Linked DNA regions of Homo sapiens: region 1 is linked to region 2. The links are chromatin loops, found by intact Hi-C in ENCODE. Cell type or tissue: GM12878. All regions are shown on one strand. Links, peaks and the distances in the headings refer to the core of each region. The heading gives the core; the rest is flanking DNA.

Region 1 (11,341 bases), core at 4,028-8,027, 74 kb before region 2:
GGAAAGAAAAGATGAGGGACCTTCTGTCTGTTTCTATTTTTTCTGTAAGTAGGAGTTGGCTCATCTTTTGAGAGTGAGGGGAGTTTGAGATTTGAGGATAAAGAAAAAAGTCTGAAATAGTTGAGTTGGGGAGCAAGAGTGTGGGTTTATCAGCAAGACAATTGATTACTGATCTACAGATGAAGCCATGCTGGGTCATGTATAAGATGAGTCAACAGAAAGGGAGAGACTGACAAAAGCATGCAGATAAGAGAGGCTTTTTGGCCCATGAGACACAAAAAGAAGAGTCTTTGATTTGACCTCTCAAGCTGAATCATTGTGAAACCTGGGTCAACAATTTCCTATGTATGTGATCTTTCTTTTTTTCTTCAACAGTTATTTTAAGTTCTGGAGTACATGTGCAGGATGTGCAGATTTGTTGTAGGTAGTTGCTGGTTTGCTGCACTCAGATCAACCCACCTCCTAGATATTAAGCTCAGCATACTTTAGCTATTCTTCCTGATGCTCTCCCTCCCCTGCCCCCGACAGGCCCCAGCGTGTATTGTTTCTCTCCATGTGTCCATGTGTTCTCATTGTTCAGCTCCCACTTATAAGTGAAAACATGTGATATTCGGTTTTCTGTTCCTGTGTTAGTTTGCTGAGGATAATGGCTTCCAGCTCCATCCATGTACCTGCAAAGGACAGAATTTCATTCCTTTTTATGACTGCATAGTATTCTGTGGCGTATATGTTTCACACTTTCTTTATCCAGTCTATCACTGGTGGCCATTTGGGTTAATTCCATGTCTTTGCTATTGTGAATAATGAAGCAGTGAACATACATGTGCATGTGTCTTTATAATATGATGATTTATATTCCTTTGGGCATATACCCAGTGATGGGATTGCTGGGTCAAATGCTATTTCTGAGTCTATATCTTTGAGGAATTGCCACACTGTCTTCCACAATGGTTGAACTAATTTACATTCCCACCAACAGTGTAGAAGCATTCCTTTTTCTCTGCAACCCCACCAGCATCTGTTGTTTCTTGACTTTTCAATAATCGCCATTCTGACTGGCGTGAGGTGGTATCTCATTGTGGTTTTGATTTGTGTTTCTCTAATGATTGGCGATGTTGAGCTTTTTTATCATATGTTGATTGGCCGCATGAATGTCTTCTTTAAAAGTGTCTGTTCATGTCCTTTGCCCACTTTTTAATGGAGTTGTGTAAAACTCAAAACTATAAAAACCCTAGAAGAAAATCTAGGCAATACCATTCAGGATACAGGCATAGGCAAAGATTTCATGACCAAAACGTCAAAAGCAATTGCAACAAAAGCAAAAATTGACAAGTGGGATCTAATTAAACTAAAGAGCTTCTGCATAGCAAGAGAAACTATGATCAGAGTGAACAGACAGCCTACAGAATGGGAGGAATTTTTTGCAACCTATCAATCTGACAAAGGTCTAATATCCAGAGTCTACAAGGAATGTAAACAAATTTACGGGAAAAAAACAATCACTATGTAATCTTAAACTGACTTCGTTTGAGTAGGTTTCTGTTTCTCCCAACCAAAAGAGCCCTGATAAGGATTAGTAGTGTGTGTGTGTGTTTTTTTTTTCCCTACATGGAATTTGACTAAGTCTGCATGCATATTAAGTCTGCACTAGAAATAGACTAAGTTTTGAGTTTCCATGTTGAGACAAAAGAAAGATATTTCCATTTCAAAAATTAATACATCTGTTTTCATACATGTATGTATATATGCATGTACATATACACAAATTCATATGCAGTCTTCATAAATTGGCATTCTTCCAACAAGATAAATTATCCTTCCTCTTTTTCACATGTATCTTTCATCTAGTCAGTTTATGTTTTTGTCCTTTCACCTGGGATGACCTTGTTTATTATTATTTGAAAGGTCTGGAGGATACAGAATAAAGAATGGCATTATTTCCTTCAGATCTTTTACCATGAGGGACAGTCTGATACCCACAGTGTGATAGGGAAAGCTCTGACCACACTAGTTTGACTTGTTTCCCATTTCATGGTTGCAGAGTAATTTGGATTTGTTTTAGGCCAGGCCCCTCAGAAGCAGACTCTGAGATGGAGATTATTGTGCAAGACGCTTATTAGGGAGTACTTTCAGGATCAACACCTGTGTGGGAAGGGAAGTCAACAGATTGGAAAGTAGGAGAAAGTGGGCTATAATACAAATACAGTAAGGCCTCAATGAGTCCCTTGGGAGTTCTGAGACTAGCTGGAATATCTTGCTTTGACCAGTCACTGGATTTAGGCTGCCTGGGGAAGAGGATCTAGCCTTAGGAGAGGTGGCTGGCTTCAGCAGAGGGCAATTTCAAAGGGAAGTCTGATAGCTAATAGCATCCTGACATCTGGAGGAGTAAGACCCCAGCCTCGCAATGGACATCTGGGCTTAGTGCAGCATCCACTCACTGATTTTAGCTGAAAATTAAAATAACAAGTTTGGGAAAGCTAATATTTCTTAACTACCTAAACATTAAAGGAATTCACAGGTTAAATATCAAGTCAACTATAGGATGATGAGAAACCTAAGATTTATTGACAAAATGGAATATATAAGTCAACTGGTAAGACTGTCCAGATTGTGGACCTCTTTTGGGGATTTACAACATCATCCAAATCTTAAATTACAAGTCTATCTATAGAACACTTGCAAATGCCTGTGAGGCAATGAATAAGAGTTGTGGAGGGTAGTGACTTCACTGAGGACATTTAATTTGAAAGGTTTGGTTTCATGAAATCGTTAGCTCTATAAGATTTCATTTCACTAATTTTTTGTAAATAAGACAATATAGCAGGAATCTTATACAGTATTGAAGATATGCAATAATGGGATTTTACTTCAGTGACCTAAGTTATAGGGCAACTATGGCATATGGTCTTTGGAAAATTCCCTCCTCCCATTTAAGCCATTGTTCCAAAAACAGTCCTTACCTCTTCCTTTGGTGTGGGTGCCTTCTGTTAGCACTAAACTCTGAGGACTTTTTTTTTTTATATGGGAAAATAGAGCGGTACATTTTAGAAGATCTATTCCATAATTTAGTCCAAATATCTCCACTAAATTAGCAGTGTGTTTTTGTTAGAAAAATTAAGACAAACAACTTTCACTTCTCAGTAACCTAGCATGATACAACTTTCTCACTAGCATAGTTCAGTGTGAATCAGGTGGCCCTCTTCTATCTTGAAGCAGTGATCCCTGAAACACATGGCCACAGCTGGGGAAGAGAGGGAAAGAGCAGGTAGAATTAACATACATTATTGTTGCCATTGGCCAGGACCAGGCAACTGCAGGAGATGATAGGAAATGTAGGAGAGCACATGGAATATTTGCTGAGCACTAATTTCAGAAATTTAAGTTAGAATAATTTAATAAATTAATATTTTATCAATTAAGCTACCTGTTTCCAAAAATGTACCTAGTTTACTTTCCTTGATTTAAAAAAAATTAACTTGTTGAAGACAGAAAAAAACTGGGATGCCTGGGATTTGAGTGAGAAGAGCGTTAGCAGCCAGATCAGTGGTTTCCACACTGTGTCTGGTGCAGTTATCCCAGAGTGTTGGGGAATAATGTTGACTGGACAAGAAGGCAACAGGGCAGGCTCCAGGTGTCTTGGCTCTACACCCTACTGCTTGATTCCCAGCTCTCTATCTGTTTTGTATTTTGTGGGGAAAATGAGTTCTGCTGCAAAAAGAAATATCTGATAACTACTCATCTACTCTATCACCCTCCTTTTAAAGCTATGGAGTTTTACACAACCATCTAACCAATATTTTGGGGCTATAGGGACAAAGTCCCTGTCCTCCTTATGCCTGTACTCCAGTGTGTCCCAGAAAGCTCCAGTGATTTCCTAACATCAGAATAAGATCTAGAACCCATTTTTCTAACTTTCAGTCTGGCCTGAAGTGACAGTGAGATTGTCAACTGAGAATATTCTGAAAATTTTGGCATGGAAATGACTGTCTAGGGAGTGTCTTAAACAATGGCTTCTATCTTGGAGAAGGGACACAAACCTCCTAACAGTTATTTTAAGTCTAATATGTGGGCCTTGTTTGGACTTCACTTCTTTCTCACTTATAACCTTTAGTGTTGAGCAAATTCTCCTCTCAGAGTACAGTATGTTTGTTTTATAGCACAGTGTCATAATCAACAAATAACATTACACCAACAGCAAAAAGTGCTCATATGTGCACTCCTTGTTATTCTTACTTTGACTCCATGCAGTTGGTGTGACAGTTATGGATGCTATCCCTACTTTACAGAAAAGAAAACAGAAAAAATAATTTAAATAAAGGTTACACAGCACAAGTAGTAAATGTTCCACAGAACTGGGAAACAAAGTTAACTATTATTACAACTGGATACTAAAATGCAGGTAATAACTGAGAATTTCTCTAATGTAAACTCTTACCACTAGTAGTAGTAATAATTATTATGGGATGCATGGAGCGGAGTGCCTGAGTGTGTGGATTTCTAAATCAATGAGGCCTGGGTTCGAATCCTGAGATCCACCACTTTTACTATATGATCCTGATAGGTCATTTAAACCCCTCCCAATTGTCTTATTTGTGAAATGGGGATGGGTGGGAGGAGCAAATAGGATAACAATGGTAATATATTAAGAATACACTTAGCACAGCTTTTCACATGTGGGCAACATTAACAACTTTTGGCTATAATAATGATTATTTTATAACAATGTGAATTCAAATAGTACTACACACTCAGTATTCACATCTCTTTGAGTATAAAGACAGGTGCATCTACACTGTGTGAGCACTGTTTAAAGGAATTTTGAATCACAATTGGAGCTTTGGTTCTTACATTGTGCTAAGCCAGAAGACTCTTATTCATTGTAGTGATTTTAGCACAATGCAGTTACCTGAGCTTTGGGAATACACAGAAGTTGGGTGCTTTCTTTTGAACTAGGGTAGTAAACCTTCTTTTAGCAGCACTTTGGAATAGATTTACCCTGCATTATGCTTACAGATTTAATTCCTCACATTTGTTGTTTTACTAAGGAAGCATTTTGGCTTACCCCTCAGTTTATAATCTCATATGAATGCATGGGAATTTATATACATTATTCATATGGTCTGTCTTCAATGGAAAAAAATACCCTATCTTGAGTTTTTAGCATGGAGGAATACCTCCAACTAGGAAAACTCACTGTATAAGAATACCTTACTTAAACAATTAACAGATTTTTCACCCTTAATCAATGGCATTCCTGAGTAAATATTTAAAATAAATGCTGTAAAAATATTAAAAATGCTCTCTAAAATGTTGCTTGAATGTAGGTCTAATGTGGACTTACAGCACAGAACAGCTGACATAATGCTGACATTTTCACACAAAATTAGAAGTGATAGAAAGTTAAAAATTTTTCTAATATTTTAAAAATACAGACATCACAGCTCTACACCTTTGCTGAGATCAAAGGTGTAATAAAAATACTCAAAAAATAATCCAATGTGTAATAAAAATTTCTAACTATCAATACCAAGTTTTAGCTCACAGCGTATATACATACTTCCATAATACCGCTTATATGTCAAATTATCTACATTTAACTCATGAGAAAATCAAGTGCATGGAACAAAGACCTGTGTTTTGTTGGTGAAACTCTAGTAAGTTGGATATATTTTCCATAGCATTTATGAAAATTTTCTAAAAGATAAAATCCTACCAGAATTTTATTTATACTTAAGCTGGAAATGACTTAAAAAGGATTTGGGTAACCCTGAGAATTAGTCCTTAATTGTTTTTCCTTCAAATTTGAAAGTAAGAGACTTTTGCCTTTATTATAGCAGGCATTGCTAAACCTTTCACACCACATGGCATGAAAAGTGGGCAAAGTGTTTCTGTTTACCTTTTTGGATTCTTGGTTCAAGACCAAGGCTGGTCCTGGGCCCCTGCCTCTACCCTGACCCCAAAGAGGCAACTCCTTGGCTTTTAGTTTCTGTTTTTATTCCTTTAGGGAAGAATTGATGGCTAACTTGGGAGAAATTTAGTCACTTTATCTTCTTTTTTCCTTTCTTTGCTCTCTCCTTCTTCTCATTACAGGAGACAGAAATATGAGAGCCCCAGTGGGGAATTTTCCCAGAAGAGAGAAATGAGGCATCCGTTGGTCTATAATGCCAGTCATTTCCGGAGAGGAGTGATTTTTCTTGTCTGGCCCTTAGGGCTCTCTCCTGCTGGATGAACCCAGCCCTTTGTGCCATCTGCCTCAGGGATACTGGGAGGGAGACCTGGAGAGGAGTGGTACAGATAGGAGGTGGACACTGCTTCATATGAGCCTCCTCTACATGACTGCTCCTTCTTAGAGAGCCTTCCTGTCAGGGTGCAGTCAACTTCTCTAACTTTAAATGGGTGGCTGCATATAAGTATCTAATTTACTCATAGGCTCTGAGGTGTTACAGACAAAACGGTAACCCTGGGTGAGGCAGAAAGCACATTTAGAAAGGAAGAGGATGCTGCGTTGGCAGCACAGTCATTGGTAAATTTTGAACACCCCCTGTTATTTTCCCTTCAGCATGATGTTACAATATGTTTTGTTCAAGCCTAAATGAACCTTTTCATCTTGTAATTAACATTTTTACAGTGTTTCTCCTACCACCATATATTTTTGTTTAGAAAATTAAGACCCAGAGCCAAAGTCAATGAGTAAAAGTGTTTGTTTTGCAAAGAGTATGTATTTAAGCCTGTAAGAGATGATTAGAGAAAATCAACAATAATTTAATCTAAACTTTCTTGATTTCCTCATATATCAATATTTAGATTCTACTGTATTTCTTTTTATTTTATTTTATTTTGAGGCAGAGTCTCGCTTTGTTGCTCAGGCTGGAGTGCAGTGGCACAATCTTGACTCACTGCAAACTCTGCCTTCCGGGTTGAAGGGATCCTTCTGCCTCAGCCTCTGGAGCAGATGGGACTACAGGCACCCACCACCATGCCCAGTTAATTTTCTTTTCTTGTATTTTTAGTAGAGACGGGGTTTCACCAGGTTGGCCAGGCTGGTCTCAAACTCTTGACCTCAAGTAATCCACCTGCCTCGGCCTTCCAAAGTGCCGGGAAGTGCTCAGCCCTTCCAAAGTGCCCAGCCTGCTGTTTATTTCATACTTAAAGTTTTAAATATATTGATGAAATAGTCTTTTTCTAACATTAAGTGATAGATACCACGGAGTGTGTTTAGTGGCATACCTTTCATGACATGCATTTTGACATATATGAAGAGTTGACTCTCTGAATTCTGTGGGGCAAATTGACATCCAAATCACAAGTTAGCTGAGGAATTCCTTGATTCTAATCTTGATTCTGCTGTCTCTAATCTAACCCTCTAGGGTCTCTGAGTTTTCAAGAATGTTTTATTCATTTTAATTAATTAATTACTTAATTAAAATAATGTTTTGGCGCTGGCTTGCATTAGAAAATACAGAGGTATACTAAAATTAACAATAATTATGTGATTCTGTAACTTACTGCCAAGCCTATTAAACTCTCAGGAAGCTCTATTTTTTATGTATATGTCAGAGCTAGTTTTTAATTTATCTGAAGTGGTTTGTAATTATTGATAATGCTGATAATAAAATTTATATTGTTTGGATCAGAAAAAAAATTTAAAGTAGACTCTGCCTTTTATTAAATACAGTTTGGATTCTAAAATTTGCTTGCTGGCACAACAATCTGCGTATTGTTGGTGTGATCCTGTCTGCCCTCCTCTCATAGAACACAAAAAAGCAGCCCGGATGAGGAGTCAACTCACCTCTTTCTAAACGCTAATTATTTGCTGTAAGTTAAATGGTCAGAGGATGTCAGTGTGACTGTCTAGGTCTTTGTTCAAAGATCTAAAAGGTAGCAGGGAAAAGTTAACTCAGGTGTGGCAAATAACTTTTCAGTAGTAAGAACCTCTGGAAGGCTGTGAAAATCAGAAAGAGAGAGAGGTACTTATCTGCACACACTTTTCTCCTGGTCAGGAGAAAATTAAAAATGACTACCCATTTAACGTAATGTCTGTTAGATAAGCTGACAACCTTAGGTTTAAGTAGAAATACAAAAACTCTGCATTTTAAAAATATATTATTTTAGGAGGAAAGAACACAAAGTAAAACAAAGGTTTCAGTGTATTTGTCTGACTCTGGAAGCTTTGGAACACAGCAAAATATTGTGCATTCTTGGACTGGACATATTTTAGTCAATATGCTGACTATGGGATCCCTGGGCTGAAAAGAGGATCTGGCCCAGGCAGTGGTAGCCAGTTGGTATACAATGTCCCGTCCATGCGTACACACTAGGCCACATTATGAATACTGTCCAAATTTTATGACTTGAACATACTCATTCCTACTCACTTTCTAGGTCTTATCAAAGCACCTACTCCCTTCACTGTGTTCTGTATCCCTCATTATCCAGGATTGATTTTAGAGATACTTCATATATGTTTTTTGGTGATGTGTAGCACACATAATGTTGTTTGTGGAGAACCTTTGCATACGTACTGTGTGCCTCTGGCAGAGTGCACACACAGGGAACAAAGGAAGCTGGTTGGGGTAATTTCTAAGTGAGTTTGAATATTCCAAGGAAAGCATGTAAAAGGTGCCCTCTGATAATTTGAGCATTTACCCTGAGCCAAAGTTTAATTAATTTTTCACTACCTTTTGGCCTAGTAAACAGTGGAGAAGAACTTGGGGAGAGTTGGCAGCTCTGGAGGATGAGATGATCAATCTGGCTCCAATAGGAAGATTAGATTGAAGGAAGATAAAGGGATATCAGGGTGATTAAAGCTGTGCCAGGGTGAAGGTTATAGAGGAGTCAAATCTAATTTAGGCATTAGGTTCTAAAGGTAGAACAGTATAGAAGGTGCCACTTGAGTATTGTTGAAAACCTCTTTGGAAGAAGCCATATTGAAGACAAACATCATAGTACGTCCCACACAGGCAGTTTACCCTTCGACATTGAATTATGCAGTTCTGTTGAGCTCCAGATTCCATTGTTGGCTTATGTTTTAAGGGCCATGTTGCATTAAAAAATGTGTCCATGTGTCATTGAACTCATTGAATACCATAGTCTTACTCAACTTGGAGAGTTCATCTGTGGATGAGAGCCACACAAGAACTGAGTTGGCCCCTTGGGTAGAAGATCTTTAGGCTGATTTAGGGTAAATACTTATGGAGAGAATTAGAATGGTAAATGGACTTCTGCCCACTATTTAAAACAATTTTCTTATCTATCTCTCTGTCTCATGCATATGGTTAAATTCTTATAAGTTAGATGCTTGTATGATGCAGATGGATTGTCCTTGTGGTCACTTGGCAATAGTAAAGGAAAGAAGCTTCCCTTAGATCCCCATACTCTGGCCCTTGGTGGATTTAGCACTGGAAATATAAACATTCATTTAAATGAAGTATTTCTCTTTTCTCCATGGATCAACTCTATGGAAATAGGCTACTGTTGTTCTCACAAAATCTCATTCACCAAAGCTTTGAACATGCAAAAGTTTTGAGATCTTTGCTTAACACATATCAGTCTAAAGGTGAAGTACTGAAGGGTGTTTATTTGTTAAACATCTGTTGGTGCTTTCAAATTATAAGACATTGGTCCTGATGAGTCAGTATATAGCAAGAAACACATATTTCAGGTCTTGAAGGGATTTCCATTTTTGGCCTTGCTATTGTTTACATTTGATATTTCTTAAATTTGACCTCCCTTTACCTTGGTTTAAGACCCCTGGGAGTGAACTCCTATCAATGGTACTTGTGCTGAAAGGAGAAAATGCTTTCCCCTCACCAATGTCAAAACTTTTGTATTCAGTATCAAAAACAATGTTCTGAAATTTTTACTGCTTTTCTGTGGATATAAGATTTTTATTAAGTCTTCAGGTTCATATCTTGAACCTAGTCAGTTGAGTCAAGAGAAGAATTTGGAATTAGGTATAGAAGAAAACTGAAGATGAAGAAGTTAGCTTAAAATATGGAACTTAACCCTGCCTCTTCTGTGGTCTATAAACCTACATCAGAAGGAAATACACGTTTCAAAGAGGCAAAGACAATTCTCTTGTTTAAGATAACACATTTTTGAGTTAGTCATAATTTGTTTTGTTACTGAAACATTTGAATACAAATCTCTGATACCCAAATTAATTATTTCTCACCATTCCTCCCTTCCCTGGGCTATTTATTTCTTGCTTTGTTGTGTCTCCAATAAAGCAAACATAAAATACAGATGTAAAATGCTACAGTAGAATTTATGTAATCTACCTTGTTATTGCTGTTATTATAACTGCTATTAAATTGTAATAGTTTATAAAGCCTGAGTGTCTTTAATGACTTTTTTCATATGATTACATATTTATTTAAAATGTCATTGCGTTATTCTTAAGGATAGTTCCATAAGCTTCTCAGAGCAGTGACTCGTTGCAATGACCAAGAACATCTTAAATGGTAAAGAAGGTGTTCAAGAGGTCTCGATGAAACATTTGGCAAATATTAGACCTTAGAAATGAACACAAGCTTAAACATTTAATTTAATTGAACAAATATTTATTAAGTATTATGTGTCAGGTACTGAATCATATTGCCCAATAGAAAAATCTATTAGCAAAATAAATAGAATTTAAAGGAGAAAAGTATTTGCTGTCTACTGTGAACCCAGTGGCATGGGAAAGAAGGATTTGATGTTTCAGTATTATTTTGCAAACAAAAGACCAATACCTTTATTTCAAAATTCTAAGTAAAAACAAATGTGAAAAATGAGCTTCATGGAAGCTTCTTAAATTTCACGCACCATCCTTTGTTCTGAAAACAATTGAATCTAATCAGGTGTGGTTTGAACTTTTTAAGGCAAATGGACTCAGACTCTCTTTTTCTTTATTCAACCAAAAGCTCCTTTGATTGAATTACTAAATCTATGTATGTGCTAATGCCTTAATATAGCCCAAAGTTTCTATATTGTCTGTTTTTATTAAAAGATGTCTATTTACTTGAATATGTGAAATATTTTATCATTAAAATTAGTAATATAATTGTATGTTGTAAAATATTTAAATGTGGGTCTTATTAAAAAAGTTCCAGGGAGATAATTAGGCTTGGCACCTCAATCCATAGACAAATAGATGAATTGACATGATGCGAAAAGGAGGGGCTTGAAGGGACGGTTACTTGGTAGAGCACCAAATGTATTTTGACAGACACTAAATGCTTTTTATAGACAATAATGTTGTTTTGGGAAAATCAGTTTATCTTTTTATAAGTTTTGCAATCTACTTGAATGTGCTTAAAGAATATATTTTATATTTCTCCTGCCCCCGCCCCATCTCTTT
Region 2 (11,341 bases), core at 2,920-6,919:
AACAATTCACTGCTTTTATGCAATGAATTGGCCTATTTATTCTCTCTTCAACAAATATTTAGTTTGTACTGTGTGCATAACATATTGCCAGGCCCTGGATATTATCATGAACAAAGCAGAGTCTTTGTCCTTGTAAAGCTTGGAGTATGGGAGGAGACAATCTAAACAACAAACAAAAATAGATGATAAAACCCTTCTCTTTTAACAAAGGCCTAACCTGAATGCAATGAAAGAGAGCTACACTGGGAAAACTATTTAGAAAGACTGCTCAAGGAAGGCTCTAAGAGGAGGTGACATTTAAAAAGAGACTTGAAAGATAGAAATCAGCCCTGTAAAGAGCCAGGAAAAGGGAATTCCAGGCAGAAAGGATGATGGTATGTGAAATGGTCCTTATGTGGAAAACAGAGTATCATGTTTAGGGAAGTAAAGAAGCCCAGAGAAAGCAAGTGAGTAGAAAGAGGGCAATGGCTGAGACAAGCAAGGGTTCCATCCTAGAGCTCTTGTGGGTCTTTGGATTTTATCTAAGACTTATATTGAGAAACCCTTAAAGCACTTTAAAGAAGGGGGAATCATGATCCAGTGTTGCGTAGCAAACGGGTTGTAAGGAAAGAGAACTTTTAGGAGACAGTTGTGGCAGTTAAGGCAAAATATAATGGTGGTCTGGACTCTACTGGTGGCAGCTGAGATGAAGCATGTGGAATTTGGCCACATGCCAAAAGTCATGAAGTTTTGAAAGCAGTGAGGGAGAACAGAGAAGAGGAACTTCTGTGCACTAAGGGGAGGAGGCTCTAATCGTATGTCTAATCTCTAATATGCTTAAGAGGGTCACTGTTCTTTGAATGCGGAATGCATATGTACATATTTTCTCATGAAATCCTAAGCATCCTACTATGGATGCAATTGTATCTTAAATGGTATCTATTGTTGAATACTTTAGAAATCTCACTTGTATTACTGTAGGTATACTTATATAGCACTTCAAATATTGAAGACAAAAATTATGTAAAATTGAATAAAAATTGAAAGACTGCTAGATTTTTCCACTTATTTAAACTTATTTAAAATTTTTTATTGTGATTTTTTTTACTCTGATAGTCTGTTGGGACAGAAGATTCAATAATTTTCTAGGTGTTTGGATACCCGTGAAGAAACTGATTTTTAAAATATATGCTAGATACAAATATTGCACCTTTTAAAAATATAGCTCATTTACTGAGTAAAATCCAGTCAAGAAGAAAAAGAATATGTCATATGCAAAGGATCTTTTAGTCATATATTTTATCATGAATGAAGTTATTTTTCTGAGACAGGCCTTCTCTGTACTATTTTTAGCCATGTTTATAACAAAATTGCATTGAGTCTTAATTTCTTGCTTCGTTAAAAGTTGTTTTCACATAAAATAAGAGATGTTTAATGTCACAGGCTATAGTTGTATTACCACCTGCAGTAGGGATCAATATCAATTTTCTATTGATATTAGAAAAAATGTCCAACTAGGAAAAAAAATGTTTTCGCATTTTAGAATAAAGTCAGTAGAGCCAGTAATTTGAAAATAGAGAATTCTAGGAACACTGACATTTCCAATTCATAGTTATAATTAGGAAGTGACAGAATTTTAAAAAATTGTGTGGCTTTTATAGTCTTCATTCTTTTTATATGATTTGCTGGCTTATGCAAATCGTTCTATGCCAATTCACAAAGTCTTACAAAGCCCCTTGTTCTGCCATAGCTATTTTAATGATAATATTGTGTTTTTCTCTTTCTGAATGCTCAGAGAAGATGGTGCCCTCTTCAATTTCTTGACTATTAAAAGCATTTAGTTCTGGAAGAGTAGAACTTAAGTAGTTCTACTATGTATATGTGTGTGTGTATGTGTATGTGTATGTAACTAAGGTCATGCAAGCCCAAGCAGACTTTTGATTGAGTGTATTTAATGGCAGCTTTACATTAAGCCACATGATGTGGCAACAGCTGAGATTTGATGATGCTTGTACTTGGCTGGCATATGGAAGACAAAACATGACCTATGTTAGTGGCTTGCCCCAGGGTCACCCAGCAGGACAGGGGAAGATAACTGAACTCTAGACCTGAAAATCCGTGAAATTTTAGTCATATACATGACAGCATTGTGTATTCCATAAAGTAGTATATAAATATTGTCCATATATTCTACTCAAGTAGCAGTGAAAAATCTCTACATTATTCATTTATTTTGTTAATTTAACAAATATTTACCATGATCTTACAGTGTACTTGACACAATTTGAGAATAATTTTTTTGGTCAATCCTCTCAAAACATAGACTGTATCTTTATCTCTGTATGTTTCTTATTCAGGGGAATGATGTAAAAATGCATAGAATCACTTTTTAGAAGTTTATATTCCATGACATACTACCCCATTATGTATCAAATGCTCCTTACTATGCATGAGTAGGGTAGCCAGGAAACGTGTATTTGGAAAATTTTCCTAAGTGATTTTGGCATATTCTCTTGATTTAGAATCACTGATATGTACCACTAATATGCTCAGTAAAAATGAAGATTAGATGGGATGGGTGATAATTTTATAAGTCAAAATTAATGTGAATATCACTGAATTGGACCTCTCTTTCAAAACTCATGTACAGATATTGCAAGGATAAATAAATATTGGCAATATTATTATTAGAAAGTTGCTGTGCCTCAGGGCTCAGCCTGGTTACTCTGTGAATCACTGCTATTTCCTCTGCTCTTCTACAGAGTCATTTGTCCAGGATGAGAACAGTCTGCCCGTGCCAAGAAAATAGTTGGTTGTTGTGAAAAAACAGGAAGCTTATAGCCAAAGGAGGCAAAATATAATGGTGGTGTGGACTCTACTGGTGGCAACTGAGATCGGTACCCACTGGCTACTGCACTAGTGTGAGAAGGAAGATATTAAATAAAAGAAAAAGATAATGCCTAGGACCTTGGGCAAAGCATGCAGTGAATTAATGTGTATTTAGTGGAAAATGATAATGGTGAATAAATGAATGCACTCATGTATTATATGTATAACAAATCTTAAACATTATTAATGTGGGTAAAAGTTCAGGAGTCAGAATGAAGCCATCAGGCAAGGGGGACATTGAATATATAGTCTGATTTGAAAAGCATATTTGGCCAATGAGTTGGAGGAATACAAACCTGTGAAAGGCAGTTGAGGCCAGTTTATGAATGTCCTTGAAGTCCAGCTTTGATAAATGGATTTTACTCTGAAGGGAGACACCAAAGTATCTGAACATGGAGCTATCTAGTTGAAAGGAAAGTTTCAGGATAATGAATTTTTCAGGAATATGCATGATGGATGAGCGTACGGCATTCCTGGAGAAAAAGGGACCAATTAGTAGATGATTAAAATAGATGAGACATGGCTAATAATAGTAAGAATAATGGCAATGACTCCAGAAAAAATGGATGAGAGAGACATTTGAAAGAAGAAACTGGTACGCCTTAATGACAAGTGGATGTAGTTATGAAAGGGACAAGTAAGAGATAAGACAAAAATTTTCTGAGATTTTGGGACTGGGAATTACCAAAGGAGAGTTAATAAAAAATAAGGATAGAAAAGGCAAGTACTTCTAGGGAATTACATTCCTAAAGTATGCATTTCTTTTCTGATTCCTGAGAGAAATCCACAGAAAAGAAGATTCTGTGGCACAGTGGAGAGAATCATTCCATATGGGAACATCAAAAAGAAAAAGAGCACACATCTAAATTTTCAAAACTGCTCACCAGTCTAAGTTCTGCATAAGATTAAAGCAGAAGAGTGTCTAATTTTAGCTTTTTGCTGATTTTCTATCAACTCTGGTAACAATAACTGCAATTATATGCTGTTGTGTTTTAGGCACTTTATGTGCATTTAACCCTCATGAAACTTTATAAAGTATTGTTACTGTCTCCATTTTACATATGAGGAAACTGAGGCACATAAAAGAAAATCATTTGCTCATGTTCATTTACCCACTAATAATCACATTCATTTACCCACTAACTTCTGGTTATTCATTTTAACTATTCAGGTCAGGATTCATTGGCAGCATTCTTCTTGCTCAATCTTGGGCTAGGATCTAGTGGGGTTAGAAGACAAGAATACCATAGGATTCTTAATTCAAATAATTCATTCTAATATGGTAGACATAATATATAATCAGTGAGTAGGTCACACTCTTTGTGGTATTCACCCCACATTAGAAAAAATTCATAGAAAAGATGAAAGTTGACAGAGAATGTACAAAATTGCCATTGGTAATGTTTTCATCTAAGTTTCCTTATTTATAAACCATGAAGGCTCTTCTTTATTTTGCTTGCAGAAAGGGGGTTTAATCTCTAATCCGGCAATACTTTTAAAGAGCACTAGTCATTTGGCAGTAAGTCGTATGCTATCTTGGGATATGTTTTCTCTGGTTGCCTTAGTTTATTTTTTTTTAAATCATTCACTTTTTCATTTCTTTTGCCTTGTCTCCCCACCTGCAGTGTTCACCTCTTGAAGAAAGAGACTGTATTGCAGGGAAGTCATTGGTGTACTATAATGCATACTACTAAGCTATGCCATTGGAACTTGATATAAATTGCTTTTTTTTTTGGTTTGAACTATGATTTGATTTGATTTGAATACTGAATGCCAATTGACAAATGATTTCAAGATGGATTATATTATCTCCCTTATTGATAATGGCAAACCAAGCCGCTAAACATTATGGAGTAGAGGATATGGAGGATCAGGGAGGAGAATAAAGGCATCTTTCATTTTATCACTTTGATTTTTCTAACTCTGCATTTCCATGCAATTCCAGGGAGCCATTTCCACCATCTATTATCCTTTGAAGCATTAAAAGTGTTAAAATACTTGGACTGGTTCTTTGCAGTCTTATTTTACTATGAGACCTTGTTAGTATGATACCTCAGCTGATAATCTTGGGCCACATTTATGAGAAATGTTCAGGCTTGGAAAACGTGTGACTTTGAGTTCTATTTCAGGGTGTGTGTGACTGTAGGTATTAACACAAAATTTAAAGTTCTTGCCTTCTACAGTGCATGCTACTTTACACATAAGAGTGCTCAAATATTATGTTGTTTGTTCCAAGTTTAAATGGAACTGAACTCAGTATTTCCTTCCACATCACACCCCAACAAACCCAAGCACAGTCACACTCATGCATCCTTCTTCACCTTCTCTCATCTATTTATGACATTTCCATTCTCACAGTCACACAGATGGGAAACCCCTGAGTCATCTTCAGCTCCCCACTTCCTTGTGTGCTCCCTAAGTGTAATCAGTCACTATGTCCTGTCAGGTCTAATTCTGAATCTCTGAATCGTCTCACATCTGTTCCTTCTGTCAGTTCTCACTCCCATCCTCATATTTCAGGCTCTCCTTTTTGCATGGGGTTGGATACCCCTTGGCCTTTTGTCTTCTATTCCTTTACTAGTCTAATTCATCCCACCCAGCTTTGCTCAGAGCACCTGCCCTCTCTGAAGGCCTTTAGGTCCAATAGTCCATGTATAAATTAAGTCCTGCCTGCACAGTGCCTGATTGTCTTCTCTTCAACACTAACTTCTCTGGTCTAAATGTTTTACAAAACCACAATATTCCCTACTCATTGAAGATGTCCTTCCCTTCTATTTCTACCCCGAGCTTTTGCCACTGCTTGTTTTAATATCTCACCCACTCCTCTTTTTCCACCAATGATAATCCTGCCTGTGACTCAAGTCTCTGCTCCAAAACAATTTCCTCCAAAACGTACTTGACCACCCCCTTCACCAAAATTTTTTCTTCCCTGAGCTTTGGTTATACCTGCCTTCCTAGAGCACACATTATGTTCTATTTGTGTGTTTCTTGGATCTGCTGTAAGTTTATGAGCTCTATTTTAGTTCTCTATTATTTTCCTAATTGTTGTAAAAAAGGGTCAATAGGTTCTTAAGTGGGATTGCATACCAGAATGAAACCACCAAGAGCGTGCTTATGCTCTCACTCTCACACTTGGTCTCTCTTTCTATTTCTCATTTAAATATTAAGTTTAGAGATTAAGTTATACAGGGAAAGGCCCAGTCAGTATTGTATAATCAGAAAAAAAGGGTTTTTTTTATTATTGACATAAACTTGATTTTTTTTTCTTTTCTTTCAACATTGGCATAGGGACTATGACTTTTTTCTTTTGAGAAAATTTGAGATTGTACAGCCAGCCTAAGTAAATTCTCAGTTAAAAGTAAATAAGTCATCAGATGTGGTTACCAGAAGAGGGATGTTGCAGAATACACAACAAGAGAAATGACTACTTGCCATCTTCTTTGTGTTTTCTTTCCAGACTGTCCTGAATGCTCAGATGTGGAGCACAGGGACTGATTTATGTTTTTTCTGCACAGATTTTATGTCTACTAACTACACAAAACTTGGGGGAAATAAATCGTGGATAAATTTTAAGTACAAATATGAAGAAGCTACTTACATAGCAAACCATCTTGTATATTTAAAAGATGTTCTTTCTTAAATTCCATTTTTATCATATTACTGTCTGATTAAAAAACGTATTTTGGTTTGCTGTTGCCTATTATGTGAAGCCTAAATTCCAATGTCTGGATTTCATGGCATTTATCTTATCTTTGCTAATTGCTATTATGTGTTTATCATAGGTTTCCACATGCTTTCAGTAACATTCTGTAACTTATGAAATATGTTAATTTTTACTTATTGATTGATTTATGTATAATCAATTGTAAGTATAGTTGGTTATTTCAATAGCTATAACCAGAATGTATTAGAGACAAGGAAACTGTATTTTTAATTGAACATTGGATTTCTCTAATATGTTTCTATCAGCCTGAGAAGAATGCAAAAAGGCTTAAAAAACATCTCTCTATTCTGAAATGCTAAATAATTCTTAGATGAAATAGAAGGAGGCACAGAAAGGGAAATGGGAAGTAAAGGTTGTGGACATGCCTAGAGGGACTCAAAGCTAATGTTAAGAGGATGATCTTTGAAGGAAAAGAAAAAAAAAAACTGTACTGCTGGAGCTACACTGTGACAAATAGGGCTGTGTCTCTACCTTTTACAGAAGCAGCAAATGCACAATCTTATGAAAAAAATGTAGAAACCACAGTGTTACTAAAATTTTTTATCTGGCAATTTATAATTTACAAGCCCTCAACACGTTAAACCTTAGTTAATTTTTTTCCCAGAGAAGAAGGCATTATTATATTATACTTTGTGCTTTGAGAAAATTAATGCTCAAACTGGTTGCCAGTACTTGATGGAGCTATTACTCAGACGTCTGTTTCCAGGTGCTCTTTTTATTTCATTGCATAGAAACAAGCAGAACATTGTAAGTTGAGTCCTGTAAGTTGAGATTGTAAACCTTCATATCTATGTATCCATCTGTGTATGTATGTATGTATGTATGTATGTACATATCTATCTATCTATCTATCTATCTATCTATCTATCTATCTATCTATTATGTTTGTATCTATCATCATTATTGCCTATCCATCTATCTATAAGCTGATGAGGGTGGTATAAAAGGAAAGTCCAACATCCTCCCCTTCCCTATTCCTTAGCACTCCTACACTCTTCCTCCTTCACACAAGCACTTTGTACTCCACCAATACAGATTGTAGTTCACCAGCACACAGCAATGTACATGAGACAGCCCATACTAGCTTGGGAGAGTCAACTGTTAGATATTCAAAAAGTTTGCAATCTAGTTTAAATAGGGCTATTATTAAAACTGAATTATGACTGGGCATCATGGCTCATGCTCGTAATCCCAACTCTTTGGGAGGCCATGGCAAGAGAATTGCTTGAGCCCAGAAATTTGAGACTAGCCTGGGCAACATAGTGAGACTTCTGTCTCCAAAAAAATTAAAAAATAAAACATTAGCCAGGCATGGTGGCGTGTGCCTGTAGTCCCAGCTACTCGGGAGGCTGCGGTGGGAGGGCCACTTGAGCCCAGGAGTTCAAGGTTATAGTGGGCTGTGATACACCACTGCACTGCAGCCTGGGTAACAGAGTGACACCCTGTCTAAAATAAAATAAAATAAAATAGATAAATTATATTAAAATAAAGGTAAATGCTCAACTCACCAACTTCCTAATTATTTTGATACATGTCACGGTCCATGCTCTTGAGTTATGTACGTCCATTATATATTATATCTTCATGATGGAAATACTGCACTAAACATCTTTTACCAATTCCATGTTAAAGTGACATCCTATTTAAAGTTTGAAATATGTCTTGGGTGGGAGTATTTACACCATGGAAATTGACAAACCCTATAATTCAGTAATTGGTACTTTCTTTTTTCTTTTCTGTTTTTATTTAGTTAGTTTTTGAGAAACAGCCGTTAAACATTTATCAGCAGACCACTGCAAACACACTCTGTTGAGTCTCTCCTTCTTGCCTTTGTAAATGTTCTTTCCTCTGCCTGGAGTGCCCCTCGCTATGTCTGAGACATACATGTATATGTATGGACACACACACACACCAGTAAACTTCTTTTAATCACTTTAACTAGTGTCATTTCTTTCCAAAAGCTGCTTATGCCTCCTAGGCAGGGTTAGTCTCTCTACTTTGTAGTAGTTCTATACTTTGAATATCTTTACTTTAACATATGTCATCCTTTATTACACTTAGAATTGCTAGATTTAGCAAATAAAAATACCAACCCTCATGAAATTTAAGTTTCAGATACAGTTAATATTTTTTTCATAAAAGTATGTCTTATTCAATACTTGGGCATACGTATACTGAAAAATTATTTGTTGTACGTCAGAAATTCAAACTTAACTTGATGTCAAGAAACCATCACAACTTTGGGTTTTGTTTTTTTTTTTTTTTTTTAATGTTTCACCCTCTTAGTAGAGAGATACTAGGTCTTTTCTCATGGTGTCCATAATGTCTAGCACAAAGAATGGCTCATAATAGGAAGCTTGTTTGTTTGTTTTAATAATATGCATACCATGATTTTTCTTATTCCTCGTCTGACTGAATCATTTCTAAATATTTCTGGTGGACAAAATCAGGAAAATGGAGATGGTGGAATTAGGACAACCAGATAGAAGGCTAAGGCAATAGGCCAGATGAGTGATGGCAATGTGTGATCAAGAAACTGATGATGCCTTGTCGTGGGGAGAAGAGCATGGATTATAAATAAGAATCTAGTGCAGAAACAACTAGACATCATGACTGGATATAGATGTTGAATGAGGAGAAAATAGAAATGACTCTGAAGTTTCTTATTTGGGCAATGGAGTTGATGGCACCATTAACTGAGAGAGAAACAAAAGATGTGTAGTTGATAAGAAGCAGTAGAAATAATTGAGGGATTCCATTTGGGATATTCTAAATTGGATGTGTTGTGACCAGGCATGATATGAAAAATATTTTTCCACCAGTCCAGTGTGGGCATTGCCATTAGAATGAATATCAATCAGTTGGAATGGGCAATAGCCCAAGGGTGCTGCTGTGTGAGAGTGCTTTTGACTCAGTAAAAATGTCCAATAGGGAATCATAACTAAGGGTCTGAAACTCTGGGCAGAATTTGTGTCTAAAAATTTTGGGGCTCCTGACTTAAGGTGACACTGATGCTCAGGGTGTAGATGGTAGCGTTTACAGAGTATTTGGAGAAGAGGATAAATGATGGAGCCATAGAGAATATTTATATTTACATGACATACAGAAGAAGTAAAAATAGTCAAGGAGAAATATGCAGAGTGGTTAGATTTTATATATGGTAGAGGTGATGGATTATCTTGCTTTCATGTCAAGCTCCTCCACATTTTTTTGGTAGAGCAATTGTTACGTTATAAATGATACTGTATAAACCTAGGGGCTTCTGTAAAATGTCATCTTAGTTCCAGGCTGCTATTAAAAAATGCTTTTGACTAGGTAGCTTTAAAAGCAGACATTTATTTCTCATAGTTCTGGAGGCTGAAAGTCTGAGATCAGCGTGCTAGAATTGATCAAGTTCTGTTGAGGACCCTCTTCTTGGTTTACAGACAGCTATTTTCATATGGTGTCCTCACAGGCGGAGAGCAGAGATAGAAGAAGCAAACTCTCTTGTGTCTCCTCTTGTACAGGGCACTAATCCCATTTATGAGGGCTCTGCCTCATGACTTAACTCTCAAAGGTCCCACTTCCCAATACCATCCCATTGGGTATTAGACTACAACATATGAATTTTGGGACGGTACAAACATTCAGTTCACAACAAATATCAAACACCACAGATACCTAGGGGCTTGACCTTTTGTGCTACAATAAGACTACACTTGGCTGGATCTAGTGGTTGATGAGAGATACACAATATCATTATCAATCCAGAAGGGTCGGCTACAATAGAAAACAAAGATATGTAGACTGGGAGGAAGGTGGACTTATTAGTCAAGGGTTTGAAGTTGATTGGCTGAGTAGCCTTTCTGGTTTCATTTTGTGAAGAGAAGAAAGGGCTGGGAATAGAGAGTTGCCTGTGGTGTGTCATTGATTGTGTCCTTAGAGGGCTTTTGCTGTTGTCATATTTCTCAAACTTGATAATAGGAGCAATTTTGAGTTGATGAGAAGGCATTTGCATTTGAACAGTGAGTGTTGTTCTAGTTCTGTTACTCAAGGAGTTTCTAAGGAAAGTAAGACTGCCAAAGTCCATATGGTCTGGAAAAGAACACCATGCTCAAATATGTGTGGGTCAGCAGACTGCTGGAGTTTTTTTTTTTCTTCCAATTCTGAAAGGATGCTTAATCATTTGTCCCATTATTGAAAATGTCACAATAATAATTATAAATGGTTCTTTGCTTCCTGTAGCAGCAAATCTAAATTCTTTCAGTTGACATCAAGATTCATGCTAGCCTGCTTTCAGTAACCAATTTTTCATATCTAATTGCCCCAAAATTATACCACCAGCTTTACTGAGTCTGAATCCTGATTGCCACATGGGCTCATCTTGTTGTTTCCTATTGCCATTTCCTTGTCTATCTTATTCTTTTCATTCAAAATTCCATCCAGTTTCTGCTTTGCCTATCCAAGTTCTTTGGGGTCCATGAGAACTAAATTCAAAATCCGAAATTCTTTACTTAGGAATTAAAAAAAAAAACTTGTGTGTTCTCATTGAGCTAGTAATCCCATTTCTGGGAATATTTCAGGCAGAAATCCGATGTCAGTATGTAATAATATATATACAAAACGTGTTTACTGTGATAAATTGGAAAAACATGAATGTCTACCCATAGGAAAATGGCTGAATAAATTATGGTATTGCCCTGCTGTGAAATTCTTGTTATTCTTAGGAGCTCCTGAAAAGAATTGAGCATCTTCAACTAAACAATGGGT

Evidence for each region. Hi-C counts contacts between places; a loop is a spot of excess contacts. Peaks named below come from ENCODE experiments on the same cell type or tissue, not always from the same donor. Only the 100,000 strongest peaks of a DNase experiment are listed, where the experiment ranks them.
Region 1: it touches region 2 in a loop (2.0-fold over the local background); 1 of 110 quality-filtered maps calls a loop at or near these places.

What each region holds. Positions count from the first base shown.
Region 1 is chr6:71,902,169-71,913,509 of GRCh38, forward strand. The region is part of intron 1 of RIMS1 (regulating synaptic membrane exocytosis 1); the gene reads left to right. Among named protein-coding and RNA genes, the nearest start is that of RIMS1, 21 kb to the left of the region's middle. In GM12878, for the core only: no CTCF peak of the experiment used is centred there; a DNase peak (open chromatin) is centred at 6,473.
Region 2 is chr6:71,977,349-71,988,689 of GRCh38, forward strand. The region is part of intron 2 of RIMS1 (regulating synaptic membrane exocytosis 1); the gene reads left to right. Among named protein-coding and RNA genes, the nearest start is that of RIMS1, 96 kb to the left of the region's middle. In GM12878, for the core only: no CTCF peak of the experiment used is centred there; a DNase peak (open chromatin) is centred at 5,243; H3K27ac peaks cover 588 bases.